Linked DNA regions of Mus musculus: regions 2 and 3 are each linked to region 1. A link is a loop called in an ENCODE intact Hi-C map of the cell type or tissue named here. Cell type or tissue: left cerebral cortex. All regions are shown on one strand. Each heading gives the region's core, and the rest is flanking DNA. Links, peaks and the distances in the headings are about the cores only.

What was found. Peaks named below come from ENCODE experiments on the same cell type or tissue, not always from the same donor. Only the 100,000 strongest peaks of a DNase experiment are listed, where the experiment ranks them.
Region 2: a loop joins it to region 1, with 11 times the contacts of the local background. A loop is called at or near these places in 19 of 42 quality-filtered maps.
Region 3: a loop joins it to region 1, with 8 times the contacts of the local background. A loop is called at or near these places in 8 of 42 quality-filtered maps.

What each region holds. Positions count from the first base shown.
Region 1 is chr11:103,553,198-103,558,518 of GRCm38, reverse strand. The region is part of intron 7 of Gm884 (predicted gene 884); the gene reads left to right. Among named protein-coding and RNA genes, the nearest start is that of Lrrc37a, 51 kb to the right of the region's middle. In left cerebral cortex, for the core only: a CTCF peak has its summit at 2,267 (motif pointing right); a DNase peak (open chromatin) is centred at 2,268.
Region 2 is chr11:103,331,323-103,336,643 of GRCm38, reverse strand. It overlaps Arhgap27 (Rho GTPase activating protein 27), which reads left to right. Exons shown (of 18, transcript NM_001205236.1): 11 at 1,345-1,443; 12 at 2,281-2,386; 13 at 2,511-2,633; 14 at 2,706-2,804; 15 at 2,996-3,073; 16 at 3,165-3,299; 17 at 3,388-3,493; 18 at 3,604-5,160. The coding sequence ends at 3,781. Among named protein-coding and RNA genes, the nearest start is that of Arhgap27os3, 11 kb to the left of the region's middle. In left cerebral cortex, for the core only: CTCF peaks have their summits at 2,487 (motif pointing left) and 3,924 (motif pointing left); DNase peaks (open chromatin) are centred at 3,265, 3,322, 3,913, 4,227 and 1 more place; H3K4me3 peaks cover 1,215 bases; H3K27ac peaks cover 633 bases.
Region 3 is chr11:103,417,039-103,422,359 of GRCm38, reverse strand. It overlaps Gm39397 (a long non-coding RNA gene), which reads right to left and starts at 932. Exons shown (of 2, transcript XR_880238.2): 1 at 548-932; 2 at 318-448. In left cerebral cortex, for the core only: CTCF peaks have their summits at 857, 1,953 (motif pointing right) and 2,810; no DNase peak of the experiment used is centred there.

The DNA.
Region 1 (5,321 bases), core at 98-5,097:
TTGTTAGAGTTGGCATTCTGTTCTTGTGGCTGTCTTCTTTTAGGTTTGTTGAAGGATTACTTTCTAGCTTTTTCTATGGCGTGGTTTCTGTCCTTGTATTGTTTCTTTTTCTGTTGTTATCCTTTGAAGGGCTGGATTCGTGGAAAGATAATGTGTGAATTTGGTTTTGTCGTGGAATACTTTGGTTTCTCCATCTATGGTAATTGAAAGTTTGGCTGGGTATAGTAGCCTGGGCTGGCATTTGTGTTCTCTTAGTGTCTATATAACATCTGTCCAGGATCTTCTGGCTTTCATAGTCTCTGGTGAAAAGTCTGGTGTAATTCTGATATGCCTGCCTTTATATGTTGCTTGACCTTTTCCCCTTACTGTTTTTAATATTCCATCTTTATTTAGTGCATTTGTTGTTCTGATTATTATGTGTCGGGAGGAATTTATTTTCTGGTCCAGTCTATTTGGAGTTCTGTAGGCTTCTTGTATGTCCATGGGCATCTCTTTCTTTAGGTTTTTGGGAAGTTTTCTTCTATAATTTTGTTGAAGATATTTGCTGGCCCTTTAAGTTGAAAATCTTCATTCTCATCTACTCCTATTATCTGTAGGTTTGGTCTTCTCATTGTGTCCTGGATTTCCTGGATGTTTTGAGTTAGGATCTCTTTGCATTTTCTTTGATTGTTGTGCCCATGTTCTCTATGTAATCTTCTGCACCTGAGATTCTCCCTTCCATCTCTTGTATTCTGTTGCTGACGCTCACATCTATGGTTCCAGATTTCTTTCCTAGGGTTTCTATCTCCAGAGTTGCCTCACTTTGGGTTTTCTTTATTGTGTCTACTTCCCTTTTAGGTCTAGTATGGTTTTGTTCATTTTCATCACCTGTTTGGATGTGTTTTCCTGTTTTTCTTTAAGAACTTCTACCTGTTTGGTTGTGTTTTCCTGTTTTTCTAAAGACTTGTAACTCTTTAGCAGTGTTCTCCTGTATTTCTTTAAGTGAGTTATTAAAGTCCTCCTTGATGTCCTCTACCATCATCATGAGATATGCTTTTAAATCCGGGTCTAGCTTTTTGGGTGTGTTGGGGTGCCCAGGACTGGGTGAGTTGGGAGTGCTGCATTCTGATGATGGTGAGTGGTCATGGTTTCTGTTAGTAAGATTCTTACGTTTGCCTTTCACCATCTGGTAATCTCTGGAGTTAGTTGTTATAGTTGTCTCTGGTTAGAGCTCGTTCCTCCCATGATTCTGTTAGCCTCTATCGGCAGACCTGGGAGACTAGATCTCTCCTGAGTTTCAGTGGTCAGAGCACTCTCTGCAGGCAAGCTCTCCTCTTGCAGGGAAGGTGCACAGATATCTGGTTTAGGACCTGCCTCCTGGTAGAAGATAAGATGAAGGCCTGAAACAGGGCCTGTCCCAGAAGCTGTCTCACTTTGGCTTGTCCCAGAAGCTGTTAGCTTCTGTATTCCACACTCTCATCTGCGCAGACTAGTCTCAGAGGGATCTGGAAACCAAGATGGCTCCCCGAGGTGCTCCAGCAAAGCCCTCCCAGGGCAGGGCAGACACCTCTCCTCTGGCAGGAAAGATGCCCAGATGTCTGGAGCCTGAAATGGGGTCTGCCTCAGAAGCTGTCCTCTAGGGACCTTGGGGGTGTCCACCAACTCCGCACCCAAGGTGACCAGGTGCTGGCACTAACCAGAAGGGACTTGTGACCCTGGTCAGGTCAGGTTTTCTGCTTCCCTAATGCTGTCTCAGGTCCCGCGCGCGATTGGAATGGAACAGAAGTTGTGTTCCACTCACCGGTGGTCCTAAGATCACGTGGAGAGTCCTCTAGGGACTTTGGGGGTGTCCTCCGACTCCACGCCCAAGGTCATAATCTGTACTTTTAATTCAGAATATTGACCTTTACCTAGCAACTGATCCTTGACAATATTGATGCCTCTGTCTGGGTTTTGTTGCTCCATAACTGAAGCCTCATCTTTCTACCATGTCAGCCATTGTAGTTGAGGGTCAGATTCTAAGATGTCTGACATCAGCTCTCTACAGTCTTTTGGAATTATACAATTTTGTGTGGCCCAATTATTAAGTATCTGTCTTACATAGGGTAAATGTAAAGCATAGGGTGTTACTACTTCTTTAAATCTTTTTAAGACTCTGTAAGACTATGATCTTCCGTGCAAATTTCTTAAGCCCTTGTAGATTTCTCATCTGGAGCTAATTGTCTTATTTTAGCTGGAAGGATCATTATAGCTTGTCAAATGGGCTTGGGCTGCCATTTTGCAGTCTTGTCAAAAGGTGGCACCATAGGCTTCAGATTGATTCATCTGAAGAGTTGTCTAATTTTTGTTCTATTGCTTGTAACTTAGCATGGATTTTTTTTTTTTCAGGCCTCTCCTTATCTAAGTTCTTATCCAAGTCCTAAAAAGATCTTTCTTTTTTAAATTATTTATTCACTTTACATCACTATTACAGCCCCCACAACAGCCTCTCCGCCCCCATACTCCCCTCTCCCCCTCTGAGAAGGGGGAGTCCATGCCTCTCCCCCTGGTACCAACCTATCCTGGCACATCAAGTCACTGCAGGACTCGGTGCATCCTCTTCCACTAAGGCCAGACAAGGTGGACCAGTTAGGTTAATGGGATCCACAGGCAGGCAATAGTCAGGGACAACCCCCATTCCAGTTGTTGGAGACCTGTTATGAAGACCAAGCTGCACATCTGTAATGTATGGAGGGGGGTATCTAGGTCCAGCCTATGATTGCTCTTTGACTGGTGGTTCAGTCTCTGGGAACCCCCAAGAGTCCAGGTTAGTTGACTCTGTTGATCTTCTTGTGGAGCTCCTATCCATTTTAGGTCCCTCAATCCTTCCCCCAACTCTTCCACAAGACCCCCCAAGCTCCATCTAATGTTTGGCTGTGTGTCTGTTTCCATCAGCTTCTGGGTGAAGTATCTCAGAGGACAATTATGCTAGGCTCCTGTCTGCAAGCATATCTGAGTATCATTAATAGTGTCAAGGATTGTTTGCTGCTCATGGGATAGGTCTCAAGTTGGGCCAGTCATTCCCTCAGTCTCTGCTCCATCTTTTTTCCTGTATATCTTGTAGGCAGGACACATTTTGGGTAGAAGATTTTCTAGTTGAGTTGGTGTCCTTAACCCTCCACTGGAAGTCCTGCCTTGCTACAGGAGGTGGCCACTTCAGGCTCCATATCCCTCACTGAGAGCCGTCTCAGCTAGAGTTACCCCATAGACTCCCTGGAGCCTTCCCCATCTCCGATCTCTGGCACATCTTAGAGATGACACCCCACCCATCCGCCACCAGTTTCCATTCCCTCGAGCCCTGCTGTCCCTACACATGATTCCTCTGCCCCATTCATCTCTCCCACCTAGTTCCCTCCCTCCATCTACCTCCAATATCTATTTTATTTCCACTTCTGAGTGAGATTCAAGCATTCTTCTTTGTACCCTCCTTGATATTTGGTTTCTTGGGTCTGTGGATTATAGTGTGGTTATCCTGTGCTTTGTGACTAATATCCACTTATAACTGAGTAAGTATATACCTTGCATGTCCTTTTGGATTACCTCACTCAGGATGATATTTTCTAGTTCCATCCATTTGCCTGCAAATTTCATGATGTTCTTGTTTTTAATAGCTGAGTAGTATTGTGTAAATGACCTACATTTTCATTATCCATTCTTTGGTTGAGGGATATCTGGGTTGTTTCAAGTTTCTGGCTGTTAGAAATAAAACTACTATGAACATAGTTGAGCAAGTGTCCTTGAAGTATGGTGGAGCATCCTTTGGGTATTTGCCCAGAAGTGGTATAGCTGGGTCTTGAGGTAGAACTATTCCCAATTTTCTGAGAAACTGCCAGTGTTCACTCCCACCAGCAATGGAGGAGTGTTCACTTTGCTCCACGTCCTGCTAATATGTGCTGTCATTTGAGTTTTTGATCTTAGCCATTCTGATGGGTATAAGGTGGAATCTCAGATGTTTTGATATGCACTTCCCTAATAACTAAGAATGTTGAACATTTCTTTAAATGCTTCTTGGCCATTCAAGATTCCTCTGTTGAGAATTCTCTGTTTAGCTCTGAACCCCATTTTAAATTGGGTTATTTAGGGTTTTTTTGTTTTGTTTTGTTTTTTGATTTTCCATATGAAGTTTAGACTTATTTCTTCAAGGTCTGTAAAGAATTGTGTTGGAATTTTGGTGGGAATTACATGGAATCTGTAGATTGCTTTTGGTAAGATGGCCATTTTTACTGTTAATCCTACCTACTGATCCACAAGCATGGGAGATCTTTCCATCTTCTGATATCTTCTTTAGTTTCTTTCTTCAGAGACTTGAAGTTCTTGTCATACATGTCTTTTACTTGCTTGGTTGAAGTTATACAAAGATATTTTATACTATTTCTGTCTATTGTAAAGGGTGTTGTTTCCCTAATTACCTTTTCAACCCGTATCCTGTTTGTATAAAGGAGGGCAACTGATTATTTTTAGTTGATTTTGTACCCAGCCACTTGGCTAAGTGTGCTTATCATAGGGGTCCTCTGGTTGCTGGGAGCCTCATTTCTCTCTCTCTCTGGAATGCAGCTGCTGGAGGGAAGTATCTGGCATTGGGATCATGCTGATAGCAGATGGGCCCAGTGATAGCATCAGGCAACTTACAGGGTCAATATGACTGATAGAATAAAACTTAAATATCTGGAGCCGACAAGACTGCCCAGCAAGAAACTCTAAACTCTTCTCACTCTTAAGTGTACATCCATATAGGCAGACATACAGATATACCTTTGGTAATTAGGTCCTGCTGGCAGCAGCAGATAATTAAGTAAAGATTAATTGTTAGAGTTCTTTTCTTTATGGCCTCGACTCTTACTGGCTAGGTAAGAGGGAGGCTTGGAGCAATTAATTTTTAGTGAGCCAGGAAAAGAAAGTCATACTTGCAGTAAGAAAAACTTACACAGGTATTATGCACAGAAACACACACCTTTATCCATACACACAGACATGTTGGGCCCAACCACCTATCTCATCAACTCCACAAGTATTTGTGCATACTTACATACATGAACACATACATACATACATACATACATACATACATACATACACACACACACACACACACACACACACACACACACACACACACACAGACACTTGGTGGATGGAACAAAAGCCCCCATCAACAGATTTCGTTGAGCAAGCACCAGTGCAGAAAGAACTCTTATTCTGGACAAAAAATAAGCTTCAACCTTTATTGCTCAGAGAAAGAAAAAACTTCTATCTTTTTGTTGAGTATGAAAAAGCCCTGTCCTTTTCAGTAAGAAGAATCCTGC
Region 2 (5,321 bases), core at 224-5,223, 220 kb after region 1:
TACACTCACACACACACACCATAGGCAATGAACTGGTCAATAAATAAATACCTAACAAAAACCAGTAGCCAGCAGCTGGCCAAACAAGTTAGGGATGGTCCAGCATGGGGAGGAACTAGGGGCAGACAGTGAGTAGCAGATGCTCTGGTACTCACTGAGAGAAAGTTAGGTTCTCCAGGCAGCAAAAGAGAAAAGGGACAGCCATCAGTTACACAGACAGATCTTTACCGTGGGGGAGAGGATCCTCTCTCAGTTCCGGGGAATCTAAGCTGTTTCCTGATCCTTGGTTCTTAAAGAGCTTTCTAATGTGTTTCTATGAACCTGGGGTCTAGTGGGACAAGTGTCCTTCTAAAGAGCCCCACGGAAACTGAGCTGGGACCTTAGGACTGCTTCAGATAGCGTATTAGGGAGAAGTGCAGAAGCCTGGCTGCCGGAAGCCCTGGTGTCCTGTTTTTACCGTTCTCCAAGCTTTAGTTGGTTCTAGATTTATTTATTCTATATATGTGAATCTTTTGCCTTCATGTATACATATGTGTGTGTGCACGCACACGCACACGCTCGCACATCACATGTGTGCCTGGTACCCCACAGAAGTCAGAAAGGGAGGGATATTGGGTTCCCTGGAACTGAATGGTTGTCAGCCACCTGGTGGGTGCTAGGAACCAAACCCAGATCTTCTGCAAGAGCAACAAGCTCTCTTCACTGCTGGCTGAGCCATCTCTGCTGCCTCTTAGTTATAATTTTAAAAAGAGAAGAACCAAAGGACAGTTTTCTCTGAGTCTAGAAGTTGTTCCCCACTGTGTGAGCCAGATTCTGCTGTCTGCCTCTCTCTGGACCAAAGGGCAAGACTGATGTAGACTTCTAAAGCCAGGCTTTGCAGCTGGCGAAACTCCATAGCCTCCGGGTGTTTGGGATCATCGAGCATCTGTTTCTGCTCCGCCCTGTAGTTTTCCCCATTGCTCTTCCAGCAGCAAGGATCTTCCATAGGAATTTTCTATCATTTGCTTGGGACCTGGGGGGGGGGGGTGTTGTGTTCTGTGGCGGGCAGCAATGAGCTCTATAACTATGAGCTGTATGCCCATAAAAGTGATTCAAATGTACTGGACCTGTTACCCACAGCATTAAACAAAGAGAAAGAATTAGGCCTGGCTGTGGCCTTTGCTCTATTAGGCTCTGAGTTGCTTAGGGCAGGGACCTGTCACCTCCCTCTCAGTACACACACACACACACACACTCTCTCTCTCTCTCTCTCTCTCTCTCTCTCTCTCTCTCTCTAAGCCTACTCCCAAGGTAGATGAAGGAATAGGGAACTAAACTGATTTGTGTGACTACTTGTCCCTCCAGCTTCGAAGCCGAGATGGCTCGGAGTACCTGATCCAGCACGACTCCGAAGCCATCATCAGCACCTGGCACAAAGCCATTGCCGAAGGCATCTCAGAGCTGGTAGGCAGAGCGGGGAACCTCCGGGGCTGATAGGGAGGGACTTGGGCTTTTTATGCAGGCTCCTCAGCTATGCACAGAGAACCTCATGACACCAGCTCTGGGGCTGGTTTTGCAAGACTCTACAGGAGGGGACAGGAACAACCTGAAGAGACATGTCATTTTGAGGGAGGGAGGGAACCAGACTCAGGAATTGGGTCTTAGGAACCAGACAGGAATGACGGCTACAACTAGAAGATAAAGCATTAACAGATTGAATCCAAGGGCCTTATGTCTTCTAGACAAGTGCTTTGCCCTGGAGCCACAGCCCCAGTAGTGCCAATTATGGGTTGTGGGGATAGCTCAGTGACAGAGTGTGACAGAGGGGTTGCCTGGCATGCAAATGGTCCTGAATTTGATCCAGGGCTCTGACAAAATCAACAGCTACTTATATGACAATGGCCTGATAATATCTGTCTCTTAATTCCATATGGGTTAGCACTGGGTACAGATTTCGGTTGTAGGAATCCAGAGACAGGAGGCACTGTTGGCATGATCAACAGAGGTCTTGGCCTTACAATATGAATTGTAAGTTCATAGTGGCAGCCAGTCTAATGGGATGGAGACAGTTGAGGAACTGAGAGGAGGCTAGAGGTGGCCAGGGTAAGAATGGGAGAGGATAGATAACCTTGCAGCTCCTGGAGGACTGTGCAGTCAGGGAAGGTGGAAGGTCTGATTGCTGGGACAGTAAACTGACAAGAGAAAAACAAGCTCTTCCTGGGGCGTCTCGAGGCCAGAGCTGGTCGGGAGAGGCCCCAGTCCGCCCCAGGCCTTGCTTCTCTGAGGTTGTCTGATTGCCAGTCTGCAGACCTGCTCCAAGGGGAGGAAGGTGAGCCCAGCAGTGCTGATTTCGGGTCCAGTGAGCGCCTCGGAAGCTGGCGGGAGGAGGATGTACGGCAGAACGCAGGTGTGCGATGGGATCAGGTGGGAAGGCGACCAGAAGACTCCCCCGCTGGGGGACGGGAAGTGATGCCCTGGTTAGAGTCTAGGGCCATTACTGCCACCTGCTGACTGAGTTCGGTCTGTGACAGCCTCACCCTCGCTCAGCCCCGGAGGCCTGGAAAGCGACTTGAGCAGAGTCCGGCACAAGCTCCGTAAATTCCTACAGAGACGACCCACTCTGCAGTCTTTGCGGGACAAGGGCTACATCAAAGGTACCTGCAGTTCGCCGGGATCCGGGCTCAGGTGGCGCGGGGCAGGGCAGCGCTGACCAACCTCTCCCCCAGACCAGGTGTTTGGATGCGCGCTGGCTCAACTGTGTGAGCGCGAGAGGAGCCCTGTGCCACGCTTCGTGCAGCAATGCATCCGCACCGTCGAGGCCCGGGGTATGTATGCATGCGCAGACAAGGCAGCGCCTCACGACCGGCTTTTAGGGAGCTAAGGGTGGAGACCCCCCCCCCCTGGGTGAGCACAGGGTCAAGAAGAAGGAGCCGGAAAAACTCCGAGTATGAAAACCCTGAGTAGAAATCGTCAGGTGCCCCAGTCCTTCCAGGGTCAGCCATTTCCTTTCCCGCAGGGCTGGATATTGATGGGCTGTACCGCATCAGTGGGAACCTGGCTACCATCCAGAAGCTGCGCTATAAGGTGGATCACGGTGAGGCCTTTTTCCAGTCCCTGCCCTGGGGCCTGGAGGAATGTGGGGGTGCTGACTGCCTCTCAATCCCCTGGGCCCTTCCCTGCGGCAGATGAACGCTTGGACTTGGACGACGGGCGCTGGGAAGACGTCCACGTGATCACGGGTGCCCTGAAGCTCTTCTTCCGAGAGCTGCCGGAACCTCTCTTCCCCTTCTCGCACTTCCACCAGTTCATAGCAGCCATTAGTGAGTGGCTTGGGAAAAGGAGGGATGGGGAGGCTGGCCCGCTTTCGTTACAGCCAGCAGACCATCTCTGGTCCCTTCTTTCACTCAGAGCTGCAGGACCCAGCCCAGCGCAGCCGCTGCGTGCGTGACCTGGTGCGCACGCTGCCAGCTCCCAACCAGGACACGCTCCGACTGCTCATCCAGCATCTCTGCCGGTGAGCGAGCCGTATTTCCTGGGGCAAAAGAGGAGGGCTAGTCGTGGCTGGAGCCCATGTTGAGAGACTCCCCAATCTCTAACCTCTTAATCCCACCAATCCCACTGCAGGGTCATCGAGCATGGCGAGCAGAACCGTATGACTGTGCAGAATGTGGCCATAGTGTTCGGACCCACGCTGCTGCGGCCAGAGATGGAGGAGGCCAGCATGCCCATGACCATGGTGTTCCAGAACCAGGTGGTGGAGCTCATCCTACATCAGTGCGCGGACATCTTCCCACCGCACTGACTGTGGACCGTGGGTTAGCTGGAGGCCGTGAGGCTGGACCTCCTCTGAGGCTCTCCGCTTCCCACCCCCGCTGCACTGTGACTTCAACGCCCTTCCATTCAGAGGGTACAGTGACCCCTGGTGGGCAGTTCATGAAATGTGATTTCTCCCTCTCGCGTCCCCATTAGGGCCATTTCCCTAATTACAGCGCCGCCTATTGTGTGGATGTGAGAACGTGCCTGGTGGAGGGAAATGAATGTCTTTCTAGTTCCACCACCACCACCCACCCACAGCTGGGAGAGGGGATTTTGGTGAGGGCGTTCTGGTTTCCTTAAGCCTGTACCTGTCCAGGCCTTGGTGGAGACCCTGTAGGCCCCATGCTACGCAAGAGGTCATGAAGCAGCTACTGACATTGTCTCTGCTGCCAGGGGAGGACTGACCCTGGCTGCCAGCCCAGGCCACTGACTGCCTCCCTCAGCCTTCTGCTCCAGTGCCACCCTGATGCAGGCCTCCTGAGAACTTTTCCGATGCTTCCCTCTCTCCTTGGGCCACACCCGCTCTCTACAGACGTTCTTCATACTAACCACATACCAAACCTGGCAATCTGGGGCTTGCAGAAGTCACAGTACTTCAGGGGTCCATAGGTGATCTGATTCCCTGCAAAGGCTATCCCCACAGCAAGCCCAGCTTCTAGAAGAGGGAGTCACGCCCCTGCCCCACTGCAGCACAGCCTGTAGGTAGACCAGAGTAAATGCTGGAGCACTTCGTGTAGGTTAGAGGTTGGGGGCCCCCCGAAGGCAGCAGGGAACCTACCACAGCTGTTTGGGGGGGCAGCATGAATAGAAGCCTCCAGCTGCTGTCTACACCCTGGCTGGGTGCCTACCTAAAGCCCCCAACCACTGTCTACATCCTGGCTGGCTGGATGCCTACCTGGTACCCACTTGCCATGCAGAGGCCTGTCCGGGAGGTCACAGCCTTAGGCAAACAGTTGAACCTGTGTCAACTGCCCGCTTCCTCCCTCGTGCACCTCAATCTATGGATCTGAGCCCCCAGCTCCACCCACCCCCACTGACTCAACAAACAATAATAGCTAATATTTATTGAGCATTCAGACTATGCCAGCCTTTCCCACAGGCTTCTCCCTTGGTTTCATGCAGTCCATATTTATTGTGGGTCCTCATGTGCCTGGCACTGTGCCCTGGGGCAGGGGTTCTACGCATGCGTTCTGGAGCTTGGGGCTCCCAGTGAGTACGGCTGATGCAAGCCCAGCCCTGATGGTAGCAGGGCGCAGAAGAGAACAAATAGAGGCCTCTTGCTGTACACCTATATATTTAAAGTCCTAAGGCAAGCTAATGACTAACTGTTAAATAAAATGTTTATTCTCCTACTTTGGCGAATGTACTCTGGTAGTAGCCTGGAAGACTGGATTCTAGCTTAAACACCTTGGACTCTCAGCAGAGCGTTGTAGGATGTGGAAAGCTACTCTGAACCTCAGCCTGCCTCAGTGTACAGCTGAGGAGGGCCTTGAACTTCTGACCATCCTGCCTCCACCTCTCAAGCA
Region 3 (5,321 bases), core at 224-5,223, 140 kb after region 1:
TTCACTTTGTCTGTAATGAAGGCCAGATGGTCTGCAGGTCACTGAAAGCGTAGCCCTCTTTCAAACTGCACCCTGCAATGAGGCCCTGCATTCTGTACCTAGTCCCCCAACTCCTGGTGTGTGTGTGTGGGAATGGGGGGGATGACGATATTGCCCAAAAAAGGTATTATAAAGAAATGTCACTTCTTCAAATACCATCTGTGCACCTCTATCCTTGAACAGCACTGGGCTACTTATTTAAGCAGTTGGTCCCCAACACCTCCCCTTTCCATCCTTATGTGCCCCTCCCCCATCCCCAAGTCAATCTCCAAGACAAAGAGATTTAGCAAGCTTTATACACTCATTTAAAGGACTAAGGTACCACAGGGTAGACAGATGACAAAGTCCTCTGGCTTCTTTCAGGCTGGGAGTCACCAGGGAGAGGAATGGGGAGGACCCAGGTGGAGCCCTAAAGGAAGATTGGTGTCTAGTTAAGTCTGAGAGGCAGGCTGGGTTCTTACCTTTGGGCTTCCCAACACAGATAGCATTGCCCAGATGGAGTGCCCACCTGTAGCCCAGAGCCTCTTGCCAGGCCCCACAAGCTCTGGCTTCCGAAGCCTTGGTGGGATGGTGAGCTGTCATCTTGCGTTCTGGAAGAGAGGTAAGAGGGGAACACACCCATTCAAAATAGGAAAGGGACGGTGAAGGACGGACGGGGAGTTGTACCTAGCATCCTAACATATGAGCCCCTGCATTCTGTCCCTAGTCCCCAACCCCTGAGGTGTGTGTGTAGGGAGAGGGAGTGATGACATGGACTTGAAGCCTACAGCAGAAGTGGAAAGAGGATAAAGAGGCTTTCTGAGGATGGTGACGTTGAAGGAGGGTTTGGCGCCACACTATGGAAAGTTTGGGCTTCTGCGGCTGGAGGAACCTGAGACTCGGACTTGGGGCTGCTAAGAAAGCTTCAGACTGCAGTATCCCTAGGGAGACAGAGGACAGCAGTCAGAGGACAGCAGTCAGTGGGACAGCTAGCTCAGCCAGGGAGCTCAGTGCCTAAACAGTAGAAGGAGAAAACCAACACCTACAAATTACACACATGGTAGTACCTTCCCTTTCACCACTACACACACACACACACACACACACACACACACACACACACACTAGCCTGCAGCACATATAGTAAAATTGGAATTATACATACCTTAGCATGGTCCTGTAAAAGAATGACACATTTGTGAAGTGTTCCATATGTATACACACATACACACACACACACACACACACACACACACTAGCCTGCAGCACATATAGTAAAATTGGAATTATACATACCTTAGCATGGTCCTGTAAAAGAATGACACATTTGTGAAGTGTTCCATATGTATACACACATACACACACACACACACACACACACACACACTAGCCTGCAGCACATATAGTAAAATTGGAATTATACATACCTTAGCATGGTCCTGTAAAAGAATGACACATTTGTGAAGTGTTCCATATGTATACACACATACACACACACACACACACTATATATATATATATATATATATATATATATATACACACACATATATACATATATACACATATATACACATACACACACACACACACACATATATATATATAAAACACACACACATATTGAGATAGGGTCTCAACACTGTAGCCCAGGCTGGACTTGAAGTCACTATGATCCCTCGGCCTCAGCCTTATAAATGATGTGTTTCGGCTATAAGATAATTTTGTTTTTTTTTTTAATTTTATGTATATGAGTACACTATAGCTGTACAGATGGTTGTGAGCCATCACGTGGTTGCTGGAAATTGAACTCAGGACCTCTGCTCACTCCGGCCTGGCTTGCTCCAGCATATGTAAGTACACTGTTGCTATCTTCAGACACACCAGAAGAGGGTGTCAGATCTCATTACAGATGGTTGTGAGCTACCATGTGGTTTGAACTGGTTTGGGATTTGAACTCAGGATCTTCAGAAGAGCAGTACAGTGCTCTTAACTGCTGAGCCATCTCTCCAGCCCAGGATAATTTTGGTTTTGTCGGTCTGTTTTGAGTCTGGGTCTCACGTAGCCCAGGCTGCTGCTCTACTACCTGTGTCTAAGAAAGACTTTAACATTAGGACCCTACAGTTATCACCTTCTGAGTGCTGGGATTATAGGACTGTGCCATCCTGCTTCCGTGCTGGGATGGATCTCAAAGGTTCATGAGCTGGACAACCACTCTGCCAACTGAGCTACATCCCAGACTTCTTTTCATCATTGTATGTGCGGGTTAGACAGCGTGCAGAAGTTCCTGGTGTCGGTTGTATCCTTCAACCTTTACGTGGACTCATGATAACCAAACTCGGGTTTGCATCGGCAGCAGCAAGCACCTTTATCCACTGAACAAATGAACCATCTGGGTGCCCTGCCCTCGACTCAAACAGAGTACTCAGTAAGAACTCAGTACGCTTCTCTCGTAACACACTGTGGTGCTGCTTCCTCCTTTCAGCGTGAACTTACAACCTAATAAAAGGTCAGCTATTGCCACAATGGTGTAGTGAAATACACCGTCTTCAAACTTAAGGGTTAGGACAAGAATCCTCACGGGTCCTCAGCCGACTATGCTAGCGATGGACACGTACTGCTGGCTGGTTTCTGAGCCCCTGCAGCCCAGTTCCATCCTGCTGACTCTGTCACCCAGGCTGGAGAGGCAGCAGGTACCCAGGAGAAGCTCTTCTGCGAAAGCAGAGGCCAGCACAACCTTAGGAAGTCTCCGCAAGCACAGGCTTAGTATTTCATGCCACAGGCCAAGGCAAGCCACTAGGGGAAGCCCGGTGCCGGGGGACAGGAAAGGGCAGTGCAGCCACAATGAGACTGGATGCTGGGAGGTGCTGGAGACTGAGACCTGGTACTCTGCCAGGGTATGAGGAGCCCTGGTTTGGAGGCTGCATAAACCTGAGCTCATTCTTCTAGTGTTCACCATAGCGACAGGAAGTGGCCTCTGGACTCAGTTCTCTTTGGTGTCAGAAACCCTGATGGGACAAGAACCATAACTCCTTCCTCTTCAACCACACCCTTCCTGAAGTGCTTAGAACTGAGCCATGCCTCATGAATGACTTGGGAATATTCCCGAGTATGTTTCAGTTTCAGTCTTTTTCCTTCACCCTCCACAAGTGACTTGTAGAACACAGACTGGCTTACCAAGGCATCGCATGATCCACGAACTATAGAGACTGTGCCCTTTGAAGCTGAGATCTGCACCCAGGGGTCTCTGCCACCAAATCCTGAATCTATTGCCTCCCACAGAGAATTCTGAAGATAGTGTCCCAATCCTCACATTCAGGAGTTCCAGGCCATCTTGGGCTACCTAATGAGACAAGAGCTCACCACTCCTGAACCACCCCCCGCACCCCTAACACCACCAAAAAGATTCGCATCACCTAAAATGTCCTGCTAGGAAAGCTGTCTAAAGGTGTGAATCCACTCAGTGACCCACTTGAGAACTCCAGGTCCTGAGCTTGCCCATCAGCACTGACCACTCCCTCCCAGGCTCCTTGGGGTAACTACCAGGCAAAGGCAAGGCTCGTGACAGCTGTCCTGCTGCAACTGCTGCCTTCCTAGGGGAACCACTGAAGGAGGACTGTGATGAACCCTGAAGTGGGCCCAGGCCTCATGCATGCAGAGGGTACCCTAGGACAGTTGGTGACTCATGACAGTTACTCCCCAGTCCCCACAGCATGGAGTCATCTCAGGTTAGGATGATAGAGGAAAGGGATGGTCAGTGTGCCATAGGATGCCTTGATTATAACATATGTGGATGACTTTATATCTTGTCATAAAAACTGATGGCCCCTGGGCTCCAGGCCTTTTGTAGTGTTTGTTTGTTTAGGAGGAAAGGTTTGCTTTGGCATGCGATTTTGGATGGATCAGTCATCACTGAGTGGGCCTGCAGCGGGACAGTACAACATGGTGACACCCTGCACACACACACACACACACACACACACTTGGAAGAAACATATTCACAGCTGGGTATAAAAGAAGGAAGAAGAGGTGTGGTCCTATTGTCTCCTCTGAGGCTCAATTCCTAGTGACTGAAAGACCTCTTTCTAAGTTCAATTTCTTAACATTTCTATAAACTCTCCACAGCGTCAGGCTAAGGACCAAACCACTATCATGTGGGCGTTTGGAGGTCATTCAAGTTCAAACACAGGAACAGCTGGATTGGTCAGCTCCCACTGCTCCAGGTAGGTGGGGCTTCCTTAAGGAGAATTCTAATGACTGAAGGCAGGTCTGCAGTCTATTCTTGTATTTTAGGAACATTCTTCTCATAGTCTTTGTTGACTCTGTAGTGAGTTTTTAAAATGAGGGAGAGACTAGAAAAAAAAATCTTCTTAAGTAGGGGTTGAGTAGCGAGGCTATCCCAGTACAATGTGATGCTAAGCATTGTGTTTTGTGTAGAGAAAAGAAGGTCCAATACTGGTCACTGCTCACCTATCACTATGTAAATTAAACAGCTATTTAATAAGTGCAAATGAAATAACGTGTAAGAGTTAGCCCTTAACATCACACAAGCCATGTTTAAAGTGTTAAGTACCCACATGTAGCTGATTAAAGGTCCACGGTTCAAGGCCACTTCCTCAGCATGCATCTACTCCATTTTTATTGTTGCTTGTTTTAAACATAGTCTTGCTATAGAACACACTAAGTAAACCAGGCTGGCTAGGATTACAGGTGAATGTCACCATGCCAGGCTCACTTCGTCAGCTCTAACAGATCATGTTTCTATAGGGCCTTTCTGGAAGGACACAGAGAACACTGGGGATGGCAGCTGTCTTCACAAAGAGAGCCCAGAAGGGTGCAATGCAGGACGCCTCCCCTGTGTTTTCACTCTCACCGTGTAGTCCTGCCTGGCCTGGAGTCTCAGAGGTCCACCTGCCTCTGCCTCTCGAGTGCTAAGATTACAGGTGAACATCACCATGCTGCCAGCCTGGAGTCATGGGTAGCTGTGAGCCACCCAACAGGGGTAGAAGGGACTGAACTCAGGCCTTCTGCAAGAACGGTACACACTCTTAGCCTCCCTCAGGTGGTTTTCTGATCTCCAAGTGTAAAAGCATACACACACACACACACACACACACACACACACACACACACAGTGTGGGGAGGCGTGGGGGGAGAAATAATGTGTTCGGGAACTGAACCCAAGTCTTTTCTCTCTAGCCCCTTGAAGACATTAATTTTTTTTAAGTTGTAGGTGTTGGGGATATATCTCTGACCAAGCCAACTGAGTCAGCCAAATAGAGTCTCAAGAGAGGGAGTGAGGA